Linked DNA regions of Mus musculus: region 1 is linked to region 2. The links are chromatin loops, found by intact Hi-C in ENCODE. Cell type or tissue: left cerebral cortex. All regions are shown on one strand. Each heading gives the region's core, and the rest is flanking DNA. Links, peaks and the distances in the headings are about the cores only. Region 1 overlaps Stk4 (serine/threonine kinase 4). Region 2 holds the start of Matn4 (matrilin 4).

The links. Peaks named below come from ENCODE experiments on the same cell type or tissue, not always from the same donor. Only the 100,000 strongest peaks of a DNase experiment are listed, where the experiment ranks them.
Region 1: it touches region 2 in a loop (3-fold over the local background); 6 of 42 quality-filtered maps call a loop at or near these places.

Annotation. Positions count from the first base shown.
Region 1 is chr2:164,128,001-164,143,083 of GRCm38, reverse strand. All of the region lies in intron 10 of Stk4 (serine/threonine kinase 4), which reads right to left. Among named protein-coding and RNA genes, the nearest start is that of Kcns1, 36 kb to the left of the region's middle. In left cerebral cortex, for the core only: CTCF peaks have their summits at 6,510 and 8,333 (motif pointing left); DNase peaks (open chromatin) are centred at 5,169, 5,716, 6,474, 8,329 and 1 more place; H3K27ac peaks cover 2,123 bases.
Region 2 is chr2:164,399,739-164,414,821 of GRCm38, reverse strand. It overlaps Matn4 (matrilin 4), which reads left to right and starts at 10,004. Exons shown (of 11, transcript NM_013592.4): 1 at 10,004-10,331; 2 at 12,860-12,980; 3 at 13,725-14,294; 4 at 14,968-15,083. The coding sequence starts at 12,902. It overlaps Rbpjl (recombination signal binding protein for immunoglobulin kappa J region-like), which reads right to left and starts at 11,628. Exons shown (of 12, transcript NM_009036.1): 1 at 11,504-11,628; 2 at 10,261-10,363; 3 at 8,943-9,068; 4 at 7,020-7,090; 5 at 6,722-6,837; 6 at 6,280-6,454; 7 at 4,425-4,562; 8 at 3,933-4,042; 9 at 3,651-3,803; 10 at 815-970; 11 at 543-646; 12 at 1-452. The coding sequence starts at 11,525. The coding sequence ends at 179. In left cerebral cortex, for the core only: CTCF peaks have their summits at 3,547 (motif pointing right) and 6,908 (motif pointing right); DNase peaks (open chromatin) are centred at 5,323, 6,924 and 9,956; H3K4me3 peaks cover 747 bases.

The sequences.
Region 1 (15,083 bases), core at 2,273-10,272, 270 kb after region 2:
GCATGTAGCACACTTCTGCACACATGTTCCTTTCATTCGATCATCACTTACAGCTAACGTGTAATGTGACTATAGATAGGGAATCTGAGGTGTCAGGAGTCACATAATTAATCCTCGTTTTCAAGGTTACAATCAGCAAGCATCAGCGAAGACTAAAACCAGATCTGCTTCTGGTTAAGTCTGCAGTTTCAATGAAATCAGAACCCAGAGTCTCTTGGGACGGACTTAACTCTCACCACCTCAGGAGAACCAACAACAGGCTTGTTCTGAGCAGCATTGGAATATAGGAGTACGCGTGAGCTTCCAGCCTCGGTTGGACTATAAGAGTATGCGTGAGCTGCCAGCCTTGGTTGCCACAGGGAGACAGCAAAGTGGCCTTCAGAGGGCCTTGTAGGACCCACCCTGCAGACTTGTCTGCAGTTCTTAGGATCTATTTCGGAGCTAGTCTGGACTCAGATATCTAGCTGACTAAGTGTTTGAGATTAAAACTATCCTTTAACATCAGAGAATGAAAGGAGCCAGGCAGTCTTGGATCAGGCAGTCTCAGACCCCAGCAGAGCAAATGAAAACAGCCTCAAGCTGGAGCAATGTTGTTTTGTGCTTTCTGTTTAGTGTATGTTTTGTTTTATTTTTGTTGTGTGTTTCAAGTGACCCTTGGGGACACAAACCACAGCATTTAAGTTTTGTTTTCAATGCCACCTCAGTAACTGCTATAAGCTGAGCTCAGATCTGATACTGCAATCACAGCAGAAGCAGGCGGCTGTGGGTTCTGAGACAAAGACGCCATTCACTGGCCGTGCAGATTCTCAGTGTATCTGCACAGCAGCTTTCCCTGGCGAGCCTGACGCGTGTCTTTCGGATTGCTATTTCTGGCCACGTTTCTGAAAGTAAGGAGCACAAGATCTCACTAGATTCCACGGTACAAGTGAGCCCAGTCTCAGCGTACTTTAAAACTGGCTCTACAGAAAACAGACAAGAAGTTGAAACAAAACAGTGTGTCCTGTGAGGACACATTTAGAAGAGTCTTCCCACCTCCTAGTGAGGACACAGTGGCATGTGGCATTTACCCAGGCCAGCTCCTGGGCATTCACTTGGCACCACCAGGCCAGAGACCTAAATACAACTCAGTCTCCTTCACCTTTCTTCTAGCCCAGGAGTGTAAGGAGAAGAAACCTCTCCAAAAAGATTGAAACCTAAATAAACACCAGACGACCAGAGAGCTGGCGGGAAGGATACCCTGGCTACTTCACATACTTAGCTGAGGGAGGAGGTGTCCTACAAATGAAAGTACAAAGACTCAACCCGAGGCAGCTCTCTGGTAGTCAAGGATTCCTGGCTTGATAAATTGGAATAATCTCAACTAACCCAAAAGGCCAAATACACTGACTGATTAGGTCAACTAAATTATACACTGCAATGGCTATTATATGACCATAAGCAAGTATTTTAAGCCAGGAATGGTGGTAGCTACCTATAACAACAACAATAAAAGGGAAGTTGAGGCAGGAAGACCATGAATTTTGAAGTATAGCCTAGGCTATACTGCTAAACTTTATCTCAAAAAATATTTTTAAAAAGGCCTGACTACGGGGCTGGCAGAGGCTCAGCAGTACTGTTCTTCCAGAGGAGCTGAGCTCAGCTCCAAGCACCCACAGCAGGTGGCCCCCATGTGTCAGGAACTCCAGTTCCAGGGAGACCCAATCAACATCACTGGCCTCCGCTGGTACCTGTACTCACGCTCACACATCCACGTACATAACTAAAACCAGTAATTTACTAAAGATGGTTCTGCAAAGATTTTTAAATATACAATGAAACAGGCTATGTTAGATGACAAAATTAAAACTATAGGCAGAAAGATTTCAGCTGTGTAAGACTGAAACTTACATATAAGCATAGAAAACTGGACGGAAGCACATCAAAATAAAGAAATTGTTGCTTGAGAGTGATAAATAGCAAGACATCTTTAAGTTTTTCTAGAATCTCTAAACTTTCTGAAATGCGCATAAAGCATTCTTTCTACAGCTGGAGTAGAGGCTGTATAATCCCCAAGAAGACCAAAGCAACACCGGAAACCAAGAAAGAAAATAACATTTATTAAATGCTTAATATAGGCAGGGGCACCTATATATTTTATACACATTTCATCACGTTGTACTCACCAACTCCTTCAGAAAAGTGTAATATGGGGTGGGGGTTGGTGTGGGGGTGAGGGTGGGTGTGGGTGTGGAGGGTAGTTGTGAGCTGCCTGATGTGAGTGCTGGCGATCAACCCTGGGTCAGAAGAGTTCCCATCCACTCAGCCGTCTTTCTAGTCTGTTCAGCAGATAAGGAAATCTGGTGGTGAAATGGATGCAAAGGCTGACAGAGAGACTCCCATGGCTCTCTCTACTGCATGTACTGACCCTTTGACCTCACTGGTACAACACAGTTCCTTTACTGGTAAAACTGATTTTGAATGGTGCTATAACTCAGGAGTCTGGGTACAAGGGGCAAATCTGCAAAAGTCTAGAGCAGTGGTCCTCAACCTTCCCAATGCTGTGGCCCTTTACCACAGCTCCTCATGCTGCGGTGACCCCAACCATAACATTATTTGGTTGCTGCTGCCTAACTATAATTTTGCTACTGTTACAACATTGTAATGTAAATATCTGGTATGCAGGATATCGGATGTGTGACACTCCCTTCCCCTACAGAGGGCGTGACTCACAGGTTGAGAACTACTGTCCTAGACACTCAGGGAAGTTGTCAGACTGGAACTAAACATACTTCTTACCGAACAACAAACCAGACCAGGCATTGCTGGTGAAAGCACATCAGCACCACAGACTCAACCACAGCAGATGTCGCGATACAAGAAAAGACAAGAATCAACTGACAGGGAAGACCCCGGGTATCTACTCATCAGAGTGCCAAGGAAACAGACATCTACAGACCCGGTTACGAGCTCCAGGACTAGGCAACTGTACCAAATGTGCCCTCCAAATGGTCCCTGACAACGGGACAAGCAGCACAGTGACTAGGAGAGCTTAAGAGAAAAATTAAAAGCCCCACACGCACAGCCAAAGTGTGCCTGCAGCAGCCGAGAGCCTCCTCACTTTCCTTCAGCTCAGAGCCTTCTGGTCAGAAATGATCAATTTTGCTTGGCAGAAAGGCATCAAGACATAGAAGAAATGCTTTGAATCAAGTTCTGTAGAATCAGCCCGTTTGAGATGCACTGAAGTCAAGGCCAAAATCAATATGTGTTTCACAGTTCTTTTGGAGGCTTTTTAAGACAGGAATACTGAAACTCCAAGTCTCAAGTAGAAACTTTCTCTCTGTAGAAACAAGCCACATTTAGATGCAGATACCTCTAAATTAACCACTCATTCTGAAAATCCTTAGCTGTCAGCAAAAGAAGCTAAGAAAGATTTGAATCTGGGTGGCTACCTTACAATTTACACCAAGACAAATTGCAAATGGATTACATATTGGAAGAAAAAAAATAAAACAAAGCAGAGATTAATATTTTTATAGTCTTAGGATATAAAATATTTTTGTAAATGAGATGGCATTCTACAAACTGAAGTTAATAAATCAAAATACAGAAATTTAAAATGTCTGAATAGTTAGATACTATATGTAAATAAAGCTTTTAAAACTGCAAAGAGGAGCCGGGTGTGGGGTGCACAACTTTAATTCTATCACTAGGGAGGCAGAGACAGGAGGATTTCTGAGTTCGAAGCCAGCCTGGTCTACAAAGTGAGTTCCAGGACAGCCAGGGCTATACAGAGAAACCGTCTCGAAAAAACGAAAAACAAAAAGCAAAACAACAACAACAACAACAAAAACCCAAAAAACCAATCTTAAAAAAAAAAAGCAACCCTGCAAAGAGGGCTGGAGAGCTAATTCAGTGAAGCCCACAGAAAGGGGAGGAAGAACTATAGGACTCAGAGGGTCAAGGACACCAGGAAAACACAGCCCCCAGAATCACCTATGCAAGGCTCACCAGGACTCAGAGTCTTGAGTGACAACCACCGCATCCCATGGCCTTTTCCTGGATCTTCCCAGGGGATCCGGGGAAGGACAGAGATGGGGAGGAAGCTGTGGCCGGATGTACCGTATGAGAAGAATTAATAAAAAATAATATTCAAAATGTAGAAGCCTGGGGGGGGAGGGGGGACTTTTGGGATAGCATTGGAAATGTAATTGAGGAAAATACGTAATAAAAAAAATATATTAAAAAAAATGTAGAAGCCAACCAACACACTCCTAACTTGGGGCTTTATTGAATCATGAGTCACGAACACAAATGTTTTTAGCATCTAGCACAAGCTGGACAGGGGTATCAGTTTTATAGGAATAACTCTGACACACACTTTTAAGAGACACACAGGAGGTATGTTTGTGGTGTAACAGAGCTCATTTTAGTAATGCAAGCTACACATATCCAATGTGCAGTGGCCCAACTAGCTCTTCCTCCTAAGTCCCATGCCCCTGGGTATGGAGGTATCATCGATAGCCCTGGGCCAAGGCTGCCTGCTCTGTTCTAGCCTTGGAGGAGCCTTACTCTGGGATGATGCTCACCTATGTATTCTCCCACAGGAGCTTATTGACATGGTACCAAGACCCCGAGGACTGCACCAGAAAGCTACAAGTCAGGGAATGCAGAGTAGACCAGACTGTCTGTTTGGTTTTCATCTTTCCACAGGAACACCCCAGTGAGCCAGGAGGAGAGGCAGTAAGATTAGAAAAAGGTAATGTCTGTGTCTCACAGAGCTTCTACACACCTCCACATACAACTCACACACTGACCAAACACCACGAACCCAAACACCGTGCATGGCTCCCTTATTAAACATTCCTTCAGCAATAAACCCTGGGCACCTGGTTTTCTCATTAACTGGGCTGGCTCAGGAAAGGATGCCACAGATAATGTGACAGGTTGTGTATGGTATTTTTACTGCAAGACGTTAATTCATCCCAGGAACTATCTTAAATTAATCCTAGAACGGCTGCAGTTTGTGATTAGAGCCTCAGCAGCTCTTCCAAAAGTGGAAAACCTCCACTGAGTCTGGAACGGAGCCTTTCTCCACAATGCGTGAGAACAGCCTTTGTTCCCTGGTGCATCTGGGAAGAGCACTTGGGAGGGGTAACAAATGTCCCAACTGCACTCATTTTAAACACCGCTCCTCATAAGATATTTTAAACTCAAACTACACACAGCCATGTGTGAAGGCCATAAAATCCTAGAATAGTTTCTGCCACAATTTTTCTAAATAAAGAGCAGTTGGGAGTGTGGTGAGTCTGTAAAGAGAACACGAGTCTGCTCTTTCTCAGTAACCAGCCACCTCAGCATCCCAGGTTGTACAAGAGCCGAGACACAACAAACAGGGCCATTCTGCGGCCCTGCCCCACCGGCTCTCATAGCGTCCCGGAGGAAGAGCAGCAGGGAGCCAGTGTGTCAACCAGGCTGACTGACACCTAGCCCTCGGAACATGAGTGGCAGAATTCGGCTTTCTTGAAAGTGCTTCAGAGTGAGTCTGAACTCCCACAAGGGCTCCCAGCAAAACTGGCGAGGCATAGCAGAGCCTCCTTCTGCCTCTGTTTCGGGGCAGCTCACCTCTTTCCACCTTTTTATTGGTTCATTTATTTTCCCTACCTTAGGTACTAAACATGTACATCACATTTACTAAATGAACACTCTGCGAAGTACTTGAAAGGCATTTTTAAGTTTAACATTCTCACTAACCCCGAGGCAAACACAGCCAGGAGATTCACTCCACAGTAAGCGGCTGGCCGCAGTTGCAGACCTCAGAGAGTGAGCACAGACATCTACCTGCTTTTGCTCAGTTGTCCCGACGCTGCTGTTAAGAACCTGTGAACCCTAAGCATCTCTCTCACACGCCACATCCAGTTCTTCTGTACACAGCAGCTCCATTTTAAAGACGAGCAGAGAGTGGGAGCCCGAGAGCCCCTCCAGAACCCCACAGCTAGGAAGGTCTGCCAGGCCTGCCCCTGCCTCCTAGCCCACTGCTCTCCTTACACGTAAGCCTGAACTGTGAAGACAAACCCACATATTAATAATACTTTCTAAATGTTTAATATACATCCCAGCACTGCAGCTCCAATCACTGTGCTCTGCTAAGGTTTTACCAAAAATGAGGGGGGAAAAAAAACCCTGTTCCGCACTTGTCATATTTATACTCTAATTAACGCAGTCCCATAAACACAGGAGGAAAGCTATCACAGAGTGAAAATCTCAAAAAATATGCAGTTCTGCAAAGAATGTATAAATGGGCTAAAATGACAGTATTAAAAACCACAATCTGAACACTCATGTGCTGTGGCTTTTTGCCAAAGCACATTAGAGAAAGAAATGCACAGCACCTGAATTAAACAAAGGTTCAGGGGCAGGACACACTTCCCAGGCAGAAAAGTATTTTATCTGAGGACAATAACAGGCTCCACATCAAAGCTGAAAGCCTACACTCATCACTTATTAATCACATGCTCTGTACGGGTCACACACACCACCTAGTGTTTCCAAGCCGTGCTGCCCAGTGAGCAGGGATAAGATCTACCCTGGGAAGACAGTGTGAGAGATGGATGGACAGAGTGTTTATGGGGCCTGTGCACAGTATGCACTTGAGTGCTACTTCCACCCCAAACTCTACAACCTTGTCTCTCTCTCTCTTTTTTTTTTTATGTCTATTTTACGTGTATGGATATCTTGTCTGCATACCACATTTGCCTGCCAGAAGAGGCTATCAATGCCCATGGAACTGAAATTATAGATGTTTGTGAGCCATCATGAGGTTGCTGGAAATTGAACCTGTATCTTCTGCAAGTCTTAACCCCTGAGCCACTTCTGCAGCCCCTTCAACATAGTCATAAAGAGGCAAGTATTCTTGCAAACAAAGCAGGAAATAGGACAAGAAAATAACACATACACAGACGGTTAGAAATATTCAGTATCTACTACTGCTGTGGGGCAAGAGTGGAGGGGAAACCAGCAGAAAAGGCCACATTACCAGGAGATAAGAGCATGAAAGAAAAATTCAGGAGCAAATTCCTAAAGCAGACTAATAGTTGCACAGTGACAGAGATAGCAGCAGAAAAGCAGTCCAACTCTTGGCTGTAGACATTAAGACTCTTCTACAATAGCCATCTTTGTTTTGACAGAGATTACATTTGGTCAAAGCCAAAAGGATGCCATAAAAAAATGTCTTTTTTAGTTAGCATGACATTTCCTGACAACACACTTACTGTAAAGCCCATGGCAACTAGGTAAGTAATATAGAGTCACAAGACTGCTTTACCCTGGGAATTATTGACCTAGATGAACAATAAAATGAAGTCTGTCAACCTTCTCTGAATAAGCTTGAGAGCACACTGAGCCAAGGATAAATGTCCCTCTGCTGTCCCCCACCCCACCCCACCCTGACATCAGTACTCGTTACATATTAAAAATGATTCTTTTTCCTGGCTTGTAAAACAAACTTAAGTATCTGACATGTGCTCACAGCTGTGGCTGTCTCAGTAAAAGGAAGCACCCAAGAGTTCAGAGGACCAGGAAATGACCTGGGACCCAACTCTGGTGGGAAGTGAGAAAACTGGCTGGTTTACATAAAGATCTCTGGGCTTCTATTTCTCAAACTATTAAAAACACACATACACACACACACACACATACACACACACATACACACACATACCCCAAAACCTCATCTATTCTCTCACAAAAACAAGCACCATTAAATAAAAGACTATGACTATCCTCCGTGCATTAGACTTTGTATGGAATGGTGGTAACATTACAATCACCAGGCATACCCCACATCTGGCTTACCAATGCTTTGGCCTTCTGTTGTCCCTGAATTATCCCTCATCATTCAAAGAGCTAATAATACTTTTTACAAAAATGAAATGTGAAACAGAAATAGAATAATATAAAACTCAAACATAAGCAACCTTAAAATTCTACGCCAACATTATGTTACCATGGATCTTAAATTTGGTTCACAAATTCAATTTACATTTCCGCTGATTTTTTTTCTCCAACCAGAAAGGAAAAAAACAAAAAACAAAAACAAACAAACAGGGCAGGTGGTATGATCAAGTTCAAAGAAGAGAGCCACCCAACTGAGGGCAAGCAAGCCAAGGCTCTCAGGCATCTGAAAGGTCACTCATCTCTCTTCTCAAGCAGTGCGGTCTGTATGATAAGGATGCATTTTCAGGAAATGTCAAACTTCAAGACTGGTAAACTAATTCTGTCATGTAGTATCCACAGCTGGCAGCCTCTGCTTCAAGGCTGCACAGAGCAGACGGCACAAGAAGCAAAAGGGTGGCATCTGCTGGCCAAAGCGTGCTGCCACAGGAAGTGTTTAGAACTCTGGGATGTGAGAAACATCCCTAAACATCGACAGTTCATGAAATGAGGGGAAAGTGGGAAAGTACATGGACTACGTATGTGAGAGAAGAAGGGGAGGGCGGAACAGGGAGAGGGGGATGGGCTGGACAATCCAACAGTGATACCCACTGTATTTCCATCTGGCAGGGGTTTAATCCCTTTGTTTTATAAATCAGCAAGCGGGGACAAGCGTCCTTTAGGAAAGGCATCCCTACTTTCATAAGGGAATTCAACAGCCAATCACTGCAGAAAAGATTTAAGGAACTGAGGCTTACTCTGTGGGTGATGTTTCAAGAAAAGAGGAGAAAGTAGAGGGAAGCAGAGGGAGCTAGCATTTACAAAGTGTCTGTTACCCTGCAGGCAAGTCAGATGCACTGCCTTGTTTACTCAGCGCAGCACAGGCTCTCCCACAGGCTCTATCTAGACAGTATCCTTTCCATTTTCCAGGCTAAGTGTATCATCACACAGTCAAGTCAGAACCTGATCTAAAAGCCCAACTCTAGTGACCTTGACTAGCTCGTTCTCCTGGAACTACACTGCTGTGTGTAGACATAATCCTCTTCCATGCAGAGCGCCCAGTGCAATTTTATACAGTACAATCTTTTTGTTGTGTTTTCTTTTGGGGGGACAGGGTTTCTCTGTGTAGTCCCGCTGTCCTAGTAAATGTTAATCTAACATTTTTTCAGTCAAAACCCCACAGACTTGAATGCCTTGACCCACCAACACCACTGCTTGTGCCTTCTCTTGGATGTAATGAAATAGGGACCATCCGGGAACTCATTCCTCTTTGCATCATCTCAACACTGCTTGTTCCACTCTGCCAGCTTGAGATCTCAGTGATCAAAAGGTGCAGTGAAGGGAAGCAAGGACCATAGATGCGTCTTCATCCCAGAGTAGCCAGTGGAGTACACCGCTGCCTGCCAGAGACGGTTCAGTTTTAAGCACAATGGTCACTGGACAGGGAGGCTGACATGCAGGGGACAGCTTAGATATGAAAACAAGCTTCACACAACCTGACCCCCTTCTCTTGAGAGGCCCTGAGGATACAAGCAAGTAAGTAAGGCAGAGAAGAAGGGCCGACTCCTCCATGTGTGGGTCTAGGCCACCCTTGTGCTCCATCCTCCTGCCTCCATCCCTACTTGCAGAGTTCTAATAGGCTCTTAGCCTTGGATAGTAGTGAGAAAGCTGTCCTAAATCTCTCCTTTAGTTTTCTCAACAGCTCATGCCCCGGGAACAGGGATGGACCTCTGAGGCAACTGAAGAGTCAAGAGCCCACACGAGAGAAGAAATGGGGAGCAAAGCTGCAAAGTTGGAATAAGGTATTTCCCACACACTGAAGGAAAAATACAAGCGCCTGCATCGACGTGAACAAGACCACAATGCAAACTCATGGTTACAAGTCCAGCAATAAGTAATTAAATCCAGATAAAAATTAAAAATGATTTCTACATCAATAACTAGCTAATTTACACTTAAAATATATTTCAGCCTTTGGAAACTTCTTGAATAAAAAAACAACAACAACAACACTGAATTTAGTTGTTTTTCTTTTTCTTTTTTGACTTCACATTACAGTAGTAAGGTAACTGACCCAGATCTGTCTCTGTCTGCTACAAGATTCAAACTGTCAGGCTCTGATGACACAGGAATTCCAGGCCTCCAGGAGCTTCTTCTCTTGTTAGCACCAACATGGCAACATACTGACTGATGTCTGGGGCAAGCTAACCATGTCTGGCCAGGAGACATGACTGCTCATTCTGCTGTGGCACATGGTTTTAATTATGTTTAAATTAGTTTTATGAGTTAAATAATTTATTATACAACAGCAACAGGTTAGCAGAAGGGATTCCTCTAAGAAATTCTTCTCCTTTCTGGAAAAAGAGAAACCTAAATAGGCAACTAATATATAGTGCCACTCAAAACAGAAACACATTAAAAACAAAGGCAAAATTTGTAATATGTATATGCATGTATGTAATTCCTAATTTATGATTAGGCTATGAATTACCTTAAAAGCCACTGCCAGCAAGCTGAGCATGTGGCCACAGAGAGGCTGTCGTGACTGCAGTACATCCTCCCAACAAGACACCACACATAAGGAAGCGCTGGCTCACAGTTCTTTATACAGATTGCTATAGATTAATCACATAATGCAAACAAAGGCAGAGAAAAGTGTGCCATCCATTACTGCTACCCCAAAGTGAGAGAGAGAGACAGACAGACAGACAAGTGGGGGTCAGGGGGAATGTGGTGTTTCCTCAGCCCTCATCTGTGAACATAACAAAAAAGGGAGAAGAACGAGGTAGAAGGGTATATTCATGAACTGAGTAACCTTGTTTTATGGACTTCCCCTTGGAACTACACAGTCTATGCAATCACAGAGAAAAGTTAAAAGAGTAAAACCTAAAAACAGAAAGCAGTGTTAAAACAAAGATCCACCTGCTCACCGAGGACCAGCCCTGTGGAGATCAGAGAGGAGGAAGGCGGGCAGCGCTAAGCGTTAGTGTGGAAGAGAAGGCAAATGCTGGCACTACCAGGGGAGAGGAGTTACAGTTAGAGTGGCTAAGTGCAGCACCAAGTATCCAGTCTGTGCTTAGTGTAAGGAGGTGTAATGAGCATATACCTTTGTTTCATTCACTGAAAAGGCCAGGGGGAAAAATGAGCTGGCTTCAGAAGCACTTGTCAAGGCTGGTCTCTAAAGGCCATTCCTACTAAGAACCAAGAGTTTCTTCAAAACCTGTCTATCCCCAGGTTACACACAGGGAGGACAGAGGGTGATACTGTCTGTCCCCCGGTTACACACATGGAGGACAGAGGTTAACAATGTCTGTCCCCAAGTTACACACATGGAGGACAGAGGTTAACACTGTGTCCCCAGGTTATACAGGGAGGACAGAGGTCAACAATGTGTGTCCCCAGGTTACACAGGGAGGACAGAGGTTAACACTGTGTCCCCAAGTTACACAGGGAGGACAGAGGTCAACACTGTGTGTCCCCAGGTTACACAGGGAGGACAGAGGTTAACACTGTGTCCCCAGGTTACACAGGGAGGACAGAGGCTGGCACTGTGTGTCCCCAGGTTACACAGGGAGGACAGAGGCTGGGACTGTGTGTCCCCAGGTTACACAGGGAGGACAGAGGCTGGCACTGTGTGTCCCCAGGTTACACAGGGAGGACAGAGGCTGGCACTGGATCCTGTCCTCTCCTGTTCTCCTCTTTAAGTTGTTGGAACATTAGATGTTTTAATCTTTCCCCGAAACAATGGCAGTATCAACAGACATATTAATGTGGAAGTGGAAAATATTCATGGGATCTCACCCTAGACAAGAAACCCCAGGCCACTGGTGGCTACCAGGGGGAGAGTCAGCCTTTCCCAGAGATGGGTGCTTTTATTCAATATCCGCTTTCACTTTTGAGACAGGGTCTCTCCTGGAGCCTGCAGCTTACCTGTTAAGACTAGTTGAGTGGGAAGCCCCAGAGATCCACACCCCTGCTTCCTGAGCTCTGGGGTTAGAGGTGCATGCTACCCCACCAGACCTGCATGGGATGCTGGGATCTGAACCCCAGGTCGTCACGTCATGCTCGTGCCGCAAGCGCTCACAGTGGAGCCCTCTCTCCAGCACACCCTCTCGTTCTTTATGGTCTTTCAGTTTTCCTAAGAGGCTGTCCCTTTCGCTTTTGTTAAGGATCGGGTGGCTGAGGCTGTGCAGCTCTTCATTTCTAGACTGCCCATTCTGTTCCATGGTCCACATCAGTGTTTTGATGTAGATAGGCCGTTATGTTTTCCCGATAACACTATGTGACCCAGGCTGTCCTCAAACTCGCTGTGCAGTCCAGAATGGCCTTAAACTCTGAATTTCCTTAGTCTCCTGAGTGCTCAAATTACAGATATATGTTATTACCCCATCTTTTTTTTTTAAAAAGTGAAGGGCTGGAGAGTTGGCTCACTGATTAAGACTACTGGCTGCTCTTCTAGAGGCCCAGGTTTGAAGGCCAACACCCACAGAGCAGCTCACAGCCATTTCTGTAACTCCAAATCCAAGGGAATTCAACACCTCCTCTGGCCTCCACTGACATCAGGCACTGACACTGTACACAGACAGACATGGAGGCAAAATACTCACACATGGAAAACAATAATTTAAAAAGTGAATTAAAAATAACTTTATAAAGATTTAAAATCTCTTTAAAGATTTAAAGTCCAAATTTTAAGTAAGATCTTTTGATTCTTGGTGAGAATAAATTTTTAGAAAATGTCTGCTGATAACTCAAGTCTGTCTGAATAACTCTAATTTGCTAGTTTTTCCTCTAAGACCATCATTCTTCCTGCCCACAGAACAGTGACTCTCACAGGCAACTCCAAAGGCTTGGGAGTCCACACACGTCTCCAGAAGAGACTCCAGGGTCTCAAGTGTCTGTGCCTTCCCCCACTGAGCCTAGGGATAAGAAATGGCTGGTGTAGCTGGTCCTACAGCTCATGTTGGGAACTACCTTCACATCGGCCATATGCACAACTCAGTTTGTCACTAAGCCACATTTTTGTCCTAGGCTATGATCTTGTTATTAATCGTCATGAATTCAGGAGTTTCAGAACATTTTACACATTTCAAGTAAAAATGCAAATATTTCAACACTGTGACTCAGTTCTTTTTAAAACTGGTTTATTGAGATATGGTTTATGTGAAGTAGCTCTCAAGAGCTTCCTTGCTTCCTAATATGGCAAAGTATTTCTGGTTCATTGGTGGGGTTTTTTTGTTTGTTTGTTTTTTGGGGGTTTTGGTTTTTTTTTTCTTTTGAGAACTGTGTGCAGGCATACCCCATGCACACATGCACATACATGGGAAAGTACACAGGTATAGATCACATCCATACAAAAAACAAAAGGAAGGCAGGAAGGAAGGAAGGCAAAGAGAATGAAACCAGATTCATTCAGACTTTAATGTAAAGTCTGGAATGGAACAAGCAAAATACTTCAAGATGTAGGCATGTTTCAGGTTATTTGATCACACCTTTCTGCTTGAATACTGTAAACATGATTAAATAAGAGTAACCAAGAGGCAGAGCAGGCAACCAGCTGACAGGAAGTGAGCCCAGGATTAAGGAAAAAAGCCAGCTTCAGCTGCATATGGAGCAGAGGATGGCCTAGTCGGGCATCAATGGGAGGAGAGGCCTTGGTCCTGTGAAGGCTCGATGCTCCAGTGTAGGGAATGCCAGGACCAGGAAACGGGAGTAGGTGGGTTGGTGAGCAGGGGGAAGGGGAAGGGAAAAGGGTTTTCAGAGGGGAAACCAGGAAAGGGGATAACATTTTAAATGTAAATTTAAAAAAATATCTAATTAAAAAAAAAGCCACAGAGTAGTAGGGTGTTTGGGGGCAGGGGAGGGTGGACAGAGAGACGCAGCGGAAGCAGAAGGAAGGGACACTGGGTTTGGAGGAGGTGTTCTGAGATGGGGAGGGGCACTTGTTCGGGGACATCGGCTGGGGAGGAAGGTCAGCCAGGTGCTTTCTCTGCCTCTCTGAGCTCGCAGGCTTTCACCCCAGCTTCTGGTCCTGAGTCTTCATTGGTAAAACCCCAGGGACTTTCTGAGAAAGACTTTAAGAGTTCAGGAAACCATCCCAGATTGACAAAAAGTTTGTGCACAACAAAGGAAGCCAGCAGAGTGTTGAGACTCTTCAGTGGGATAAGGCCTTGGCCAACTAAATAGTCAACAGAGAGAGGACTGCTATCTAGGATTTACAAGCAATTCTAAGAGTTAAAGCTCGAGATTATAAATCCTCTAATAAAATGGGCAAGTTAACGGAACACACAGTTCTCAAAGGAAAAAATACGATAGCAGGTTGACTATCCGCACTGCAGTCCCAGGGGACCCAAGGCTCTCTACTGGCCTCCTCCAGCCCTGCGCACAGGTGGTGCACATAAACTCACCCAGGCACATCCAGGCACACCCACCACATAGGGGTTTTTTTTAGAGAAAGAAATCAAATCAACCAGTAGCACCTTAATGCTGGGGGGGTGGGGGGGGTGTGGACAGAGAAAGATCTTCATCCACCTCCGTGGGGGATGGGACGGATGCCAACTGGTGCAGCCACCATGTAAACCAGCTGAAAGGCTCCTCTGAAAACTAAAATCAGTGTTTGCTGGCCCTAACCTGTGATACCACAACCTGGCAGGCTGAAGCAAGAGGATTGCCATGAGTCTAAGGCTAGCCTGGGTTAGAGTGAAACCCTGCCTCAAAAATGCAGAAGCAAACAAGCAAACAAACAAGCAAACACCCCTAAAAACTAAAGCCAGAACTATCACATGATCCACCCTGCGTCCACTTCTGGGTATATACCTAGGAGGCGTATATCACGCCTTGTACATCAGCACTTACTGCTGCACCATCCATGCCAGCCCAGATAAGAGCCAGCCAGGCATCCAGAACCAGAACCAACACAAGCATAGATACAAAACATGGAGGAATGAAGCTAGGCATTTGTGGGGACAGACTGACTGTCGGGCCAATGAGTCGGCCTCAGAAGGACAGATACGGAGATGCAGGAAGGACTTTAGAGCAAGAGTGTAACCTAGAGGACCTGATGGGATGAAAGAGGGGAAGGCAAAAAGAGGACTACTTGGTGGGGAGGGGGAGGGGGAGCAGCCAGAGTGGAAGGGAAGAAGGGAGCACAACAAAGGGGGGACAGAACCAAGGAG
Region 2 (15,083 bases), core at 3,002-11,001:
ACAAAAACAGGAAGCACGCCACGCCGTGAAGACATTAGAACGTCACTCATGATTGAAGACAGTTACTGTATGTCTGAGGACAGTGAGTGGCCTGAGGTCAGGTGAGCTATCTCTCTCCTTCCTGCTCTTTTTCCCTGAGGGACAGCTGCGGGCCTGGAGTCAGCCTCAGTGGCACTGCCTAGGTGGGGCAGAAGAGATGGAAGTTGGTGCGTGTGAACTCGTGGTGGATGCTCTCCAGGAGCGTGTCCGCGTCGGGGGCAGGCTCTTGCGCGTTGGGCAGCCGTGGCAGCGCGCTGTATTCCGGGGTGTAGGTGAAAGAGAAGGGGCTGGGGTAGAAGAGCGCATCCGCGCGCAGCAAGCTCACGGGCACGGTGATGGGGGTGCGGAGCCAACGCCAGTCGCTGCCGAAGGCCGCCACGTCTGGCACTACGCACACCAAGGAACGAGGGCTCCTGTGGGCGGGGCATGGAGGTTGAAGCCAATCATAAACATTCCAGTCTCTGGATCCCTTGGCCCAAGCTGTTCCCACCGCCTCTCTGTACCTGTACATGGTTTCTGCCTCCACGTCTCCGAACCACACCTTGAGCCCAGCGTGGAAATTTTCTCCGTGCAGCTCCAGCGTGGCCACATCACCTCCACCGCTCAGCTGGGGGGTGGATGGGACCAGATGTAGGTGACGAGGGAGTGGTGATGGTGGTGGGTTAGAAGGAGCCTCCTGCCCTTCCTCCACAGCCTCCCCATTCCTAGAGCAGATAGGCAGGCAGGCAGGCAGGCAGGCAGGCAGGCAGGGCTGCACACCACCCTGCAGATTCACCTCCAGAGTGCTGATGAGAGGCACCGGAGTGACGGGCTCCCGAGTACAGGCCAGGCTGGTGCTGAAGGTGAACTCCACCGACTCCGTGCCAATGATGGTCCAGCAAGAGCTGTCGTTGAGCAGCGCCCTGTTGGCCTCCTTGGGGCAGAGGGAAGCCTGGCAGGAAGTCCAAAGGATGGAACTGAAGCTTCGCTAGTGGTCCCACTTTATCAAGTTTTCCTTCTAAGTTTCCCAGTTTATCTGCCTCAGGGAGCTTGTGTGAGACCCATACACTGTATGGGCTACGTATGTATGCGTATACACATAGATGTATATGTGTGTATGCATATATGTACATCTATAAAACCAAAGGTCTTTTTTAGAAAAAAATATTTTTTTATTTGTAGTGTGCCTGAGTGTGTGTGTGTGTGTGTGTGTGTGTGTACAGGTGTGGAGGCCAGAGGTGGCTATCAATTGAGGTGTCTTTTTCAGTTGCTCTCTACCTTATTTTTTGAGGCAGAGTCTCTTACTGAACCAGAGGTTAGCTCATCTGGCTATACCGAGTGACTAAGGAAAGCCCTGGGATTCTCCTGTCGTTGCCTCCCAGGTGCTAGGATTACAAGCTCTGGCCATCATACTCAATTTTAAAAAAAGGATGTGAGTTCTAGGGTGTTAGATTCAGATGCCACAGGCAGGCAGGCAGGCAGGCAGGCAGGCAGGCAGGCAGGCAGGCAGGCAGGCAGGCAGGCAGGCAGGCAGACAGGCAAGCAGGCAGGCAGGCAGGCAGGCAGGCAGGCAGGCAGGCAGGCAGGCAGGCAGGCAGGCAGGCAGGCAGGCAGGCAGGCAAGCAGACAGGCAGGCAGGCAGGCAAGCAGACAGGCAAGCAGGCAGACAGGCAAGGCTGCACACTACCCTGCAGATTCACCTCCAGAGTGCTGATGAGAGGCACGGGAGTGTCGGGCTCCCGAGTACAGGCCAGGCGCGGTAGGTTCTTTACCAACTAGCATTTCCCCGGTCCCAAGATTTTAACATTCTTTCACTTAGAGTAAACTAAATCTTTGAACCAGCTTACTTTCTAATAAACTAGTTTTCTGAAGTCGTTCTTTCTTGGCATTGGGAACTTCACCTAGAATTCTGCACACGCTCACTTTGCCAGTGAGCGGAATTTCTCCTCTCTTTCAGACAAGGAAGGTCTCACGAAATTGCTCCGGCTGGTCTTGAACTCACTGTAGCACAACAGGCCTTGAATACTCTGCCCTTCGACCTCAGCCTCACAAATAGGGTTACAACCTACATCATCAGGTTCCTCTACGCAAACATTATTTTTATTTACATGCCTGTGTGTGTGTGTGTGTGTGTGTGTGTGTGTGTGTGAACATATGCGCCATGTGTGCAGGTGTTAGCACAGGCCACAGGGGAGTGCCAGATTTCCTGGAACTGGAATTACAGAGAGTTGTGAGCTGCCTGACATGGGTGCTAGGGACCAAACTTTGGTCTGAAAGAGCTGCAGATGCTCTTTACCCAGTGAGCTCTCTTTCCAGCCACATCCTCTATCCTTTAACATTGTACAATCCTGTACCTTAAGCAGGGTGTGGTGGAGCACACCTTCAAACCCAGCACTGGGGAGGCAGAGGCAGGCAGATCTCTGTGAGTTTGAGACCAGCCTGGTCTATAGAGGGAATTCCATAACAGCTAGGGTTACACAGAGAAACCCTGACTCCAAAAAACAAAGCGAACTTCTCTGCCTTAACATTCTACAGTTTTAGCTGGGACTAGTGGTACATTTGATAGGTGGAGGCAGGGGGATTATGAACTCAAGGTCAGTCTTTAAATAAAACCTGCCTCAAATAAATATACAAAACCAAAAATAATTATAATACTTTCTGTGAGGAAATATTGTTCAATAATCATTTTTCTTTCCTTCTCTCTCCTCTCCCCCCCCCATCTTTCTTTTTTAAGACAGGATTTCTCTATATAGCCTTGGCTGTCCTGGACTTTGCTCTATAGACCAGGTTGGCCTCAATCTTAGAGATCCTCCTGCCTCTGCCTCCCCAGTGCTGGGATTATAAGCATGCGCCACCTGGCTATAATTATTTTCTATATTATTTCATTATTTTATCTACTAACATTCCAGAATAATATTTTAGGAGGAATATTACTTTTTTTGTTGGTGGTGGTTTTTTTGTTTTTGTTTTTTTGAGACAGGGTTTTTCTGTGTAGCCCTGGCTGACCTGGAACTCACTTTGTACACCAGGCTGGGCTCGAACTCAGAAATCTGCCTGCCTCTGCCTCCCGAGTGCTGGGATTAAAGGCATGTGCCACTACACCCGGCTTGGAATATTACTTAATAATTATTGTTTTCCACACTGATTTTGTGCCTTGACATCCTGTAACTGTGTTCAACATTATCCAGTACTTTTTCCTACTATGATTTTCTTTATATCCTGCAGTTTTCTTTTCATTTATGTAAATGTGAATTTATGCCATACGTGTGTGACGTTCAGAGGACAGAAAGAGGTGTCAGATCCTCTAACGCTGGAGCTACAGGTGGTTGTGAAGTTGTGGGCTACCGTGTGGGTGCTAGGAAATAAACTTGGAACTTGGAAGAGCAACAAACGCTCTTAACTACCGAGCCACCTCCAGTCTCTATATTCTGCAATTTTGTATTCCCAATGTCTTAAAGCCCCTGAACAGGAATATTATTTAATAATAGTAATTACATCATTTTTTCTGCATTCTATGACTTTTGATCCTCCAGGGGGCAACACTGTTCCCTTAAGAAGCAGTCTTTGTGGAGAAGAGCTTATGTTCTATGGCTGTGTTCTGCCAGGGATGCTTGGTAGTCTCTGCTTCTCACCTGGAATCGCACCACCTTCTCTGTGGCAAGGCATAAGTAGGTGCCAGCCCCTCCTGGGGTGTCACTTGGAAACTGGAAGGCACACTTGTGCAGCTGGGATATGGGTTCATCCACATCAAGGAGGGCACACTGCTTGGCCACTTTTCGGATGATCTGCGGCAGAAGGGTGACGGGCGGGTGTGTGTGTGTGTGTGTGTGTGTGAGGTAGCAGGGTGTGGGGTCCCCAGAGGCTCCTCACCCAGCCAGGCAGCTCTATTCTTTGATAGCCATGAAGTCCCATACCATAGGCGGCAGTGTAATGCCTGTGACAGTGCAGACAAGCTGCACCAGGGAGCCGTAGCGGATGTAACCTTCCTGGGGTGGGAAGTCCCCTTGGGAACAGTGCCCATCAGCTGGAGATGAAAGAAAGGAAGGAAGGAAGAAACAAAGGTTCATTACTTCTCAAACCCTGTCTCTTCACCTCTGGCTTTAACGCACAACGCAGCTAGCCATGAGAAAGGAAGCTAAGACCAAGGTTCTAATCCTGGAGAGCTAGTCTGTGATCATCCACAGTAAGGTATGCTCCCTGGGGGCAGCCACTGATTGGCTGGAGGAGAAAGGTCATAGCTAGCCACTGGGATCAGAAGACATCGGGTTCCTGACCGACTCACTAGGGCCAAGGGCAAGCCTTCACCCCCCTCCCCAAGGGACAGTTACACTGCTTCATCTTCCTGTAGGGTTGATTAACTATGCTAACACACGGAGCACCCAGCCCGCACCTGCTCATGAGATTACCCAGGTGGAGGGTGAAGGCAGCCCACTGCCTTGCGCTGGCCACAAAGGCCCCATCTTCCACAGAGAGGTAACGCGTGGACACTGTCTGGGAGCGCAGGCGATTGAAAAGGGAGACCTTTGAGCCGGAGGAGATGCATACTGCGAGGGGAACGTGGAATCAGTACCCAGGCCTCTCAGATGTGGTCTCTCAGATGCCTCAGCTCATCTTCTGACCCATGTAACAGCCTGGCTAATATGCCCACTGGCCTAGACTCAATGGTTATCTGCATTTCATAGCCTTTTGCCTGGGGTCTTGATTTTTGAGCTTGCCAGCTCCCTGGTACAAATGAACATCCTTCAGTGATGTGAGCTGGGTTCATCAAGTCACTCGGGGCTGCTTTGTGGCAGGCACGGCGTCGGGTACTGGGTATTGATGTGTGAACTGGGTCCAGCTTTGCTCTGAAATAGTTCATGGTCTGGAGGGCATAAATACAAAATGCTAACTCCGTGTGGGAAAGGTCTAAGCTAAGGAAGGCTTCTTGGGGGTGGGAAGTGTGAAGCAGGTGGGAGTTGCATAGATGGCTGCTAGAGTCTGAAAGAACAGGGGGACTCTCCTAGAGCCTGGCTTGTCTTCCAGCCGATGGCATGCTCTCAGTCACAGCTTCATTTTTTTTTTTTACTGGACTTACACCAGCTGGGGATCAGGCACTGACCAAGTGCTGTTCATCTCCTCTCCGTGCTGGACAGACTGCTGGCCTTCCATTTATACCTAGCCCAAGCCCTTTCCATTTAATTTACTATACAATAGATTCTTCTGCTCTTCCCTTTTTCTGTATGTGTGTGCAGGCGTGTGGCTGGACACACACAGCTGTGTGTGCGTGGGTGTGGAGGCCAGAGCTAGACTCCCGACACCTTATTCTATTACGCTCTACCTTATTCTCTGAAACAAAGGCTCTCACTGGATTGAGAGCTCTTTGGCTAGAGCTTTCTAGCCAGAGAGTTGGAGGAGGATCCTATTGTCTATTTGCTCAGAGCTGGGATCACTGACATCTGCAGCCACACTCAATTTTTACGGGTATTCAAACCCAGGCTCATGTGTTTGCCTTGCAAGCACTTTACCCACCAAGCCATCTCCCCATCCTTTGCTTTTCTAAATACATATGTCAGCTCAGTTCACTCTCCAGGACAGGATTCGAAGCCAGACTGCCAGACTCTGCACGCATAACCATTACTCTAGGTCCCCCACTTTTCCTGAGCACCAAGGTGCCAGCTAGGACACTGCTTGGAACTGGGATATTCCACAGGACTTTTCAATGACACCAAGGAGCTGGATTCCGGGATCACACTGAGTCGTGGTTACCTCCAGACTGGGGGACACTTTCTGGGCAGACAGTCTCAAGCAAGCCACATGGTATGCTATACTGAAATCAACCAATCAACCCACCCTCTCTCTTTCCTTCTCTCTCCCGATCCATTTTTCTTTCCTTTCCCCACTCACTCCCTCCTAGGCTGACCTAGATAAGAGTTCAGAGTTCTTTTATCTAAGCACTGGAATTACACATGGGAACCACCATCTTTGGCTGATGCAACTTCCTTAAGGTCATTTTTAATTTGCCCCGGATTTGGCACCTGGCTGCAGCTTTTGTCTGTTCTGAGTCCCCCACTGTCATCTTCAAATCTGATATCTATCTCTTACCTGTGTCCTGTCTGAAATCTCTGTGTGCCTTTTCTCTTAGTCTAGGCCAGCCACTCCACCCAGACTCCTCCCTTCTTTCTACCCAGACTCCACCTCTCACCCCCTCCTCCACACTTGCACCCTCCGCCCATTTTTGCAGCTCTGGGTTCGAATTGCACCCTTCCACCTCGCCCCTCTCACGGTCTGTGTTTTTCAGCGACTGCTTCTTCTGCGAGGGCTTGGAGATCACCTTGATGAGGCGACTGTGGAAAGTGCCCAGCTCCTGGCCCCCTCGCAGCACCAGTCGCAGCACCAGCCGGAAGTGCTTCCTCTTATCGGCGTCCGAGATGTACAGGGTCTTGGCACAACCAAATTCCTACGGGGCTCAAGGGGATGCGGCAGGCCTTATCTCAACTTTGCCAGCGGAAGAGCCAACCTTCCGCAGTTATGACATCCTTACCATTAGGACAAGAAACCGTACTAATCTAGGGACTAGGTCAGAACCCACCCTCTGGCCTCCCCAGTTGCCTTTTGGCTTCTGGAGGGGACTTGGGGAGTCTACAGTTTTGCCTCCTCTACAAAAAGAAAAAAAAAAGAGGCAACGCCAGGAGCAGGAATCTGATGCTCTCTAGTGCAGCCTCACCCTGGAGTCCGGCTGCTCTTCAAAGTTCAACTTCTGGGTCTCGGGAGCGCTGCCGGACGCACCGTCCAGTCCCATGTAACCGCAGACGGTGGGCCCGGTCTCCGCAGATTGGAGGGCTGAAAAAGGACGGGAATTAAACCCTGGAAGTCTGGGGGAAGCTCAGGTGCGGGTCAAACTTAGTTCTTGCCGCCAGAGGGCGCAGCGAGACTGCGCCTGCAACCGTCTGGGCTCCCGGGCCCTGCTGAGGCAGTTGGTCCTTCCTGCAGAACCGAGCAACAGCCCGTCAGGGCACTCTCACCTTGGTCTTGCATTGGCTTCACCCTCCAGCCAGGACCCGCGAGGTAGACACAGGGTGGAGGACAGAAGAACCTGGGAACACATAACATCATTTTCACTGTCTTAAAAGTGTCTCAAGGTGGCATAAATTTTTAAAGAATCATGATTTAGTGTCCCCTCTCCCAGAGTGAAACCGTTAATGCATTATTAGACCTCATCAGTAAGTCCTGCCCGCTCCATCTTCAAAACACATCTGGAATCCGTTAGATTCCTACCAACTTCACCTTGGTCCTAACCACTATCCCTTGCCTTCCCAACTCAGCCTTCCATCTGTCTCTCCCTTGCTACAGATGCCTCTTTTAGTTTGTTTTTCACACAGCAACTAGATTACTTTAAAAAATTTATTTATGGATATGAGAGCTCTATTTGCATGTATGCCTGCATGGCAGAAGAGACCATCTGACAGAAGAGAACATCAGATCCCATTACAGATGGTTGTGAGCCAGCAAGTAGTTGCGAGGAATTGAACTCAGGTCCTCTGGAAGAGCAGCCACCAGTGCTCTTAACCCTGAGTAGTCTCTCCAGCCCCAGATTAGTTCTTAAGTAACAGGTGGCTCAGTGGATAAAAGGCTTGCTGAGGCAAGCATGATAACTTGACTTCAATGCCCAGAACCCATCAAAAGGAGGAAGAGAACCAACTGTACACCTAACTGCACACATTATCCTCTTACCTCCACAGGAATCGTGGCATCTATACATCCACACAGCACCAGTATCACCACCAGCACCAGAACCACCACCAACATCAACAACAAAAATAACAGTCAAGGGGTAGGAGAGACGGCTCAGCAGTTAAGAGCCCTGGCTGCTCTTCCAGAGGTTCTGAGTTCAACTCCCAGCAACCACATGGTGGCTCACAACCATCTGTAATGGGATCCAATGCCCTCTTCTAGTGTACAGGCATGCATGTAGACAAAATACACACACATATATAAAATACATAAATAATCTGGAAAGAAGTAACAGTTAAATTAAGTTGGGTGTGGTGGCTCACGTTTGTAATCCTAAACCCAGTACGGAAGGGATGGGGCCTCTGAGGCAGGAGGATTGGTATAGGTTCCGCCTGAGCTAGAGTTAGAGTCTGTCTTATCCCCCCCAAAATATAACAAAATAAACGATATTATTAATAATAATGAAAATGAATCAAATTGTGATGTCCTCTTATCAACATCCCTTGTGGTTTAAAATCCCAAATCCTCACATGACCTGGACACTGCTTCTCCTGTCATCTTCTCTAACGTCCCCCTCTTCTGACCAGTCTCCCCCTTTCATCCTCTTACAGTACTGAGTATATAGCCTTGAGGTCCTTGCGTTTTCTATTGCTTCCAGTTAGAATGCTTCCTGGAGTTTTCCCATGCCTGGCTCTATCTCAGCACTGGTACATCAGCTCCAATGTCACTTCTTAAAGAGCCCTTTGACCTCCTTGACCTTTCAAGCTAAGGTATCCCCTTTGGTCTACTATGTGACTCCACTCTGTTTTTCTCTGGCTCTCATCACAATCTGAAATACCTTGTTTGCTGGCTTGTGGGGAGGTGACTGCATGTCCCCTACCAGAATGGAGATGCCATGGAAGTAGAGGCTGTATCTGCCTGGTCCAGCTGGAGGCTTAGTGCCCAGCAGTGACCCTGGTGCGTGACATGTAGTACGCAGCAGAATGAATGGATACTGGTCGGGGATGTGGGGATCTGACAGCCACTGTCAAGTTCTGCTCTAGATCCCAGTAGGCAGCTGTTGTTGGCTGGGGAACAGGACCCTGGCTGAACAATGGCTGAGGTGTCAGCCTTGAGGCCTCCAAGATGTCAAAGAAGCTAAATGGTGGTGGGTTTGGAGGGAGGCATAGGGCTGAAGGCTGTGGAGACCTGGGTCGGGGTAGGGAGCCACCTACCGCTTCTCATTTCCATAGGATTTCTGAGCCACCTTGGCATGCAGGATCCACACAGTCTGCTCACATCTTTGCTGCAGGCATGTGCGCACACCTTCTCTTAGGATGATGGCATGCTCTGGGGGTGACCTAGGAATGGGGGTTGGGCCCACGGGGCCACAGGAAGGAGAGTCAAGGGTTGAGTTGGCACAAAGCCCACCCCTGAAGCTGAGTGAGCTGAAGTTGGAGATGGGGTTGATTTATGTCCTCCAAGGGATCTGGGGGAAGAAGGACTTGGGAAATGAGCTAAATATTTGTGTTCCAAGAACCCTGCACAGACCTCACCAGGATCACCCAGGTGCTACACTGTGTGGGTGGCTTCCCGGCTGTTGTAGTCTGGGGCCAAGTGGAATAGCTGTGTTTAAAACCCTACATTTGGTTCTCAGATGGAGGTGGGCTTTGTGGAAATAGTAATTAAGCTTTCAACTCATAAGGGGAAACAGCCTTTGCCAGCTCCAGGTCCGGAGCACAACCTCAATTCGAGCAGGCACATGCACCGGTGAAAATGTGACCAAGGCTCCAAACTGCATTACCAGGATTGGGGTGGGGGGGAGGCGGCGGATCTGAGTCTTTCTGATGCCCAAACAACACCCTTGGCTTAATGCTACGGGGGTTTTCTTTTCTTTGAGTGTAGCACGGGTCAGCTCTCTGGGGTCTGTTGCTTATCAGTCCGAGAGTTTGACAAATGAGGATGGGTTCTCTCAAAGCCTGCGCAATTAAAAGGAGCACATGAAAAAGAGTCTGTGGTGAGTCTTTATTTGGGAAATGAGCAAGTTGGGCCCTGAAGAGAGCTGGGAACTCCAAGGCTGTCCTTTTGAGTCCTTTTACCTTTACGGCAGGACCAAGTCTCGGCCTTTCATCACTCCAGGAAGGGACAGAGGAGGGCAAGAGTCGGGCGCGTCCTTGGAAGCCCAGGCAGGCCAGGCAGGCGGCGGTCAGGACCGCTCCGCCTCTTGGGGCTCTCCTCTGGGAAGTGTCTCGTGTAGGATTCCAGAGCATTCCGGCTGCCCGGAGTGTCGCCGCCCGACTCCAGCTGTAGCCCAATTCCGGCCCGCAGCTCGCGCCTGCAGCTCCCAGAGCAGCAGGAAAAAGGGGCGCCGTGCTTGCTGGGGCCCGAGTGTTGAGAGGAAGGGGGAGAACGCTCCTGCCAGTGGGAGGGGTCGCAGCCCGCGCTCCCCCTCCCCACCCTCCCGCTCCAGGTTAAATGCAGCTGCCGCTTGGGCTCGCCCTGGCTGTCTGGCATTCCCCACTTAGGGCAACCTGCCCACGCCGCCGCCGTTACCTGGTCCAACTCCCCAGGAGGCTGGGCCCGTCGCTCTGTAGCCGCACCTCTGAGCTGTCCGGCAGGCTCAGGTGAGTCAAAGGGCCCGGGGGCAACGAGGGGTCTGCAGGGAAGCCAGCGTAAAACCCGTAGGGGGACAAGTCTTAACAGCCTACGTGTCCACGTCTAACCTGCAGTACCTTTTCCGATCCCCCTCTGGCAAGGCCAACAAAATGCAGGTCCTCCTTCCCTAATCTCCCTCCACGCCTGGCACCTTCCCAAAGTGTCCTTTCCGGATTAGCTCTTGAACTCAGACCTCTTTGGAGCGCACTTTCCTTGGGAATGCACTTTCCCTATCCTAAGGGCGTCCGAGAAATTTCCTCTTCAATGCAAGGATCCTTATCAGGAGACCTGGGCTCACTCTAATGGGCCACTACTTCAAAGCAAGCCTTTGAACGATGATGACTCTCTTTGCCCTCCCTAGACCGCCCCCCCCCCCCCCGTGGAACAGCGGATTTGGAAAGCTGAAATTGAGAGGGCAGCTGTTTTGACTTTCTAAGAGTCCTGAGGTGCAAGCGACATCAAGTGCGTGTTGACTTAAGCCAAGAGGAGCTTAAGGGAGCCCTTAGTCAAGAGCCAACCCTGAGTTTCAAAGGCCCGGTGGAGCTATACTCAGATGTTTGCCCTGGGGTGCTGGCTCCGCTCTGGCCCACTCTAGAAAAGGCTTGCCTTTCCTCCTACCTCCACCATCAAGCCACTGGCACATCTAGCTAGCTTGTCACCTTACCACCACAGACCCTGCCAGAAGGATTTTTGTTCTTCTACCCTCGCTGGAAAGCCAGAAGGGAGAAGAATCTCGGATAGGAAGCTGGTCTGGAGTCAGAGCCACGCACCGGCCTTGCTCAGAATGGGCTCATTCAAGGAACTGGGGGGTTGAGGGAGGGGCAGCCGTGGGTTAAGGGGCGATGGCCTGCTCTGCCAAGAAACCACAGAAAAATGGATAGAGCAGGCTCAGTGTGCCGTGTGGGGGTGGGGTGGGGAACGGAAGAAAGGCTTAGTGATTCTTAGGTGCAAGGGAACCAGGCTTCTCTGGAGGAAGAGACAGGGGTGGGGTGTAGGGGGGTGAGAGCTAGGTTTAGTTCTGTGCCTGGAGCCCAGCTGGGTAGTCTTATTGGGCAGCACATTTTCCATCCGTACAGTGTGTGTGTTCCCTTAGTGGTTCTCAAGGGACCTAGTTAGGCTACACAGGAAGGAGAGGGCTCACCTGTTGTCTCCCTGGGGTCCATGGCTGCTCATCGAGGCCCAGGCCGCTCTCTTGCTGCCCTCTGGGCACATCTACCGCCACTGACTTCGATACCGTTCACACATCTAAGCCCCGATCCGATCCTCACACTGGATTTATCCTGTCCAAGCCTTATCTTCAAGGTCCCGGGACTCCCAGCGGCCTGTTTGCTCTGGGCAGGGACACCTGCTGGGCAGATGTAGGCTTCCCACGGCAGTAGAAGCCAGACCCAGCAGGCGCCCCCTGGCGGCCTCTCCTAAGAGCAGGCGAGAAACAGACACCGAGGCGTGTCTTGTGCAGGACTCCACTCTCTGGCCTACCACTAAGAACCCAGACCCCAAGAGCTGCTCTTTGGCGTGTGGCACGGGTTTGGGGGAATATGGGGAATGATTTCTGTCCGCAGAAGAAGAGAGTGTGGAGCACCTTAGCTGACTCACACACCAGATAGACAGGACTCTATCTCGGCCGCAGCCACTTTCCTGCTATAAGGCGTTGGGTAGCAGCATTTAATTTCTTAAAGCCTATTTCTGAATAGGGAGAACCGAACCAAAACAGCCTTAAATGTCGGAACTACAAAGAGGGTCAATGCCACAACGGAAAAGCACATTTAGCACTATATCTGGTATTTAGGAAGGGGTTCTTTCGGGGACTGGCAAGATGGCTCAGTGGGTAAAGGTGCTTGCTGTCGGGACTGACCACCGGAGTTCAGTCCTGTTTAATTCTGGGACACACACAGAGGAAGGAGAAAACGGACTTCAGCGAATTGCCCCCTGACCTCCACACGTGTGTGCCATAGTGTGTGAGCACACACCATATACATGTATATATATGTAACACACACACACATATATGGTGTGTATGCTATATAATATATATGATGTGTATGATCTGTAATATATATCATATATATGGTGTGTGTGTATATATATATATACACACATATGTATATAATTTTTTAATACAAGCGTTTATCTCCTTTTGAGTTTTATGTATTTTTATCTACTTCTTATTAACTTAGTGCCCTGTAGTTCTGTAAAATGCCATTTTTTACAAAGGCTCCTCTGTGAGTTTCAGCAATCCCAGTGTGGTGACATCAAAAAATTATCATGAGCCTTTTTGTTTTGTTTTGAGAAAGAATCTCACTATGTAGCCCTGGGTGGCCTGGAACTCACTATGAAGAACAGACTGGTCCTCAAACTCCCAGAGATCTGCCTGCCTTTGCCTCCCGAGTGTGCAGCTATGCCTGGCAAAACATTTTGAACATACGCAAAGCCAGAGTGTTCATCCCCTGCAATAAAAGCACCGTCAAAACTGTTGCTTTGCGACCTTCTTTTCTAGCTGCAGGCTGTGACACTGTGGTTCGTCATCCTTCCAAGCACCATGAGAGGCCCCTGCTGCTGGCCACTCTCTCTGTTGCTGCTCTTCCTGCAGTCCTGGGAAACTCAGCTCCAGTCTGCAGGTGAGTTGGATCCCAGCCCTCACCATGGGAGGAAGGGAGCAGCAACGTTCTCTATCCACAGTGAGCCAGGGTTGCCAGGAGGGGTTGGCACACTGGTGGAAGGATGGGTGTGTGTATGGGGGGGGCGGGCTTTAGAACACAGGCTGGATTCGGGCTTCATCCCTCCCACTTCATCCCTCGGGCGGGCGCTGTTTCCTCAATTGTAGTATGTGGCATAGTTTTGGGTTCATTCGGTGTCGACTTTTATTGAAGCTTATTGAAACCATGGAAAAATCAGGAGACTCCACATTAAAAAACAACCCTATTTGAGAATTTTCTTGAACAAAACCAACCAACCAAACAAACAGACCAGGGACCTGCTTGCTGGGACAATCCAAGTTATCAGAGATACAGGAGATGAGATGTTCTAGATATAATCTAATCAGTTCATTCATTTATGGTGTCTGGCTGGCTCATGTAGGCATTTGAGACAGCGACATCTCTTTGTTCACTCCTCAATACATAACACAGACTCAGAACAGCTCCCAGAACTGCATGCGCGCGCGGGGGTGGGGTGGGGGAACCTTGTGTGATTTCCTGGCTCAGGTCTCCTCAAATGATGGATGAGTAACTGTATCCAAGGCTAATTTGTTAGGTTAAAGACATGCTGGGCACTGTTCCATTCAGATAACAGCAGGTCTTCCGGCTTTTTTTAAGAGACCAGCTTTAGCTGACCCGTGAGAGTCCTCCTCCATCTTCCCGCAGGTCCTAGGTGCTATAATGGGCCCCTGGATTTGGTGTTCATGATTGATAGCTCCCGCAGCGTGCGCCCCTTCGAGTTTGAGACCATGAGGCAGTTCCTAGTGGGCCTCCTCCGCAGCCTGGACGTGGGTCTGAACGCCACGCGCGTTGGGGTGATCCAGTATTCTAGTCAAGTGCAGAGCGTCTTTCCCCTGGGCGCCTTTTCGCGCCGCGAGGACATGGAACGAGCCATCCGCGCGGTGGTGCCGCTGGCGCAGGGCACCATGACCGGGCTGGCGATCCAGTACGCTATGAACGTGGCCTTCAGCGAGGCCGAAGGCGCGCGCCCATCGGAGGAGCGAGTGCCGCGCGTCTTGGTCATCGTGACAGACGGGCGACCTCAAGACCGAGTGGCCGAAGTGGCCGCTCAGGCGCGCGCCCGCGGCATTGAGATCTATGCGGTAGGGGTACAGCGAGCTGACGTGGGCTCTCTTCGCACCATGGCTTCGCCGCCGCTGGATCAGCATGTCTTCTTAGTGGAGTCCTTCGATCTCATCCAGGAGTTTGGCCTGCAGTTCCAGGGCCGCCTGTGCGGTGAGTTAGAGTGGCACCCAGCTCAGGCAATGCAGATGCTCATTCTAGTTCGCATCATTAAAGGTGATCCCTCAATTTTACTCTGCCCTCTGGGTACCAGTTGCCGTGGTCCCTCCTGCAGAGTGGTATCCTTAGCAGCCAGTCATGCTGTGTCAGAGACTGACCCTGCCACAAGCTGTCACCCCCCCCTTCTCCCGCCTCCCACACCAAATGTCTTTTAATCAAGAATCGCTCAAAATTGATAGTATTGTCTGTCAGGAGTCATGCCCCGCCCACCCGAGTATGTTCCTCCAACTTTAAGTCCCTTTTAAATCTTGTGTGTGTGTGTGTGTGTGTGTGTGCGCGCGCGCGCGTGCGCGCCAAGATTTCTTGTAACCTAGACTGTCCTTGAAGTCGATTTGCAGCTGAGGCTGACCTTAACACCGGATCCCCCTGAATCCAAGCTGTGCAGTGTCCTCTTCCGAGACCCTTCAAAGGAACTACTTGCATCCTGTTTTTCCTCTAATCTTGTCACCTGGACTGACCCTCTCCAAGATGCAAATCCATATCTAACCTAAGTCCAACCTTGGGAATGGTATTTGCTTCAGACCCCTACCCCTGCCCTGCTGTCTGCCCTCCCCTTGGATGCTTCTGCCCATCTGTTCTCTGTTGATTGCCCCTTGTGTGTCCTTAGGGAAGGACCTGTGTGCTGAGTTGGTTCATGGCTGCCAACACCTGTGTGTCAACGCCCCAGGAACATTCTACTGCGCCTGCAACTCTGGCTACAAGCTAGCACCAGATAACAAGAAT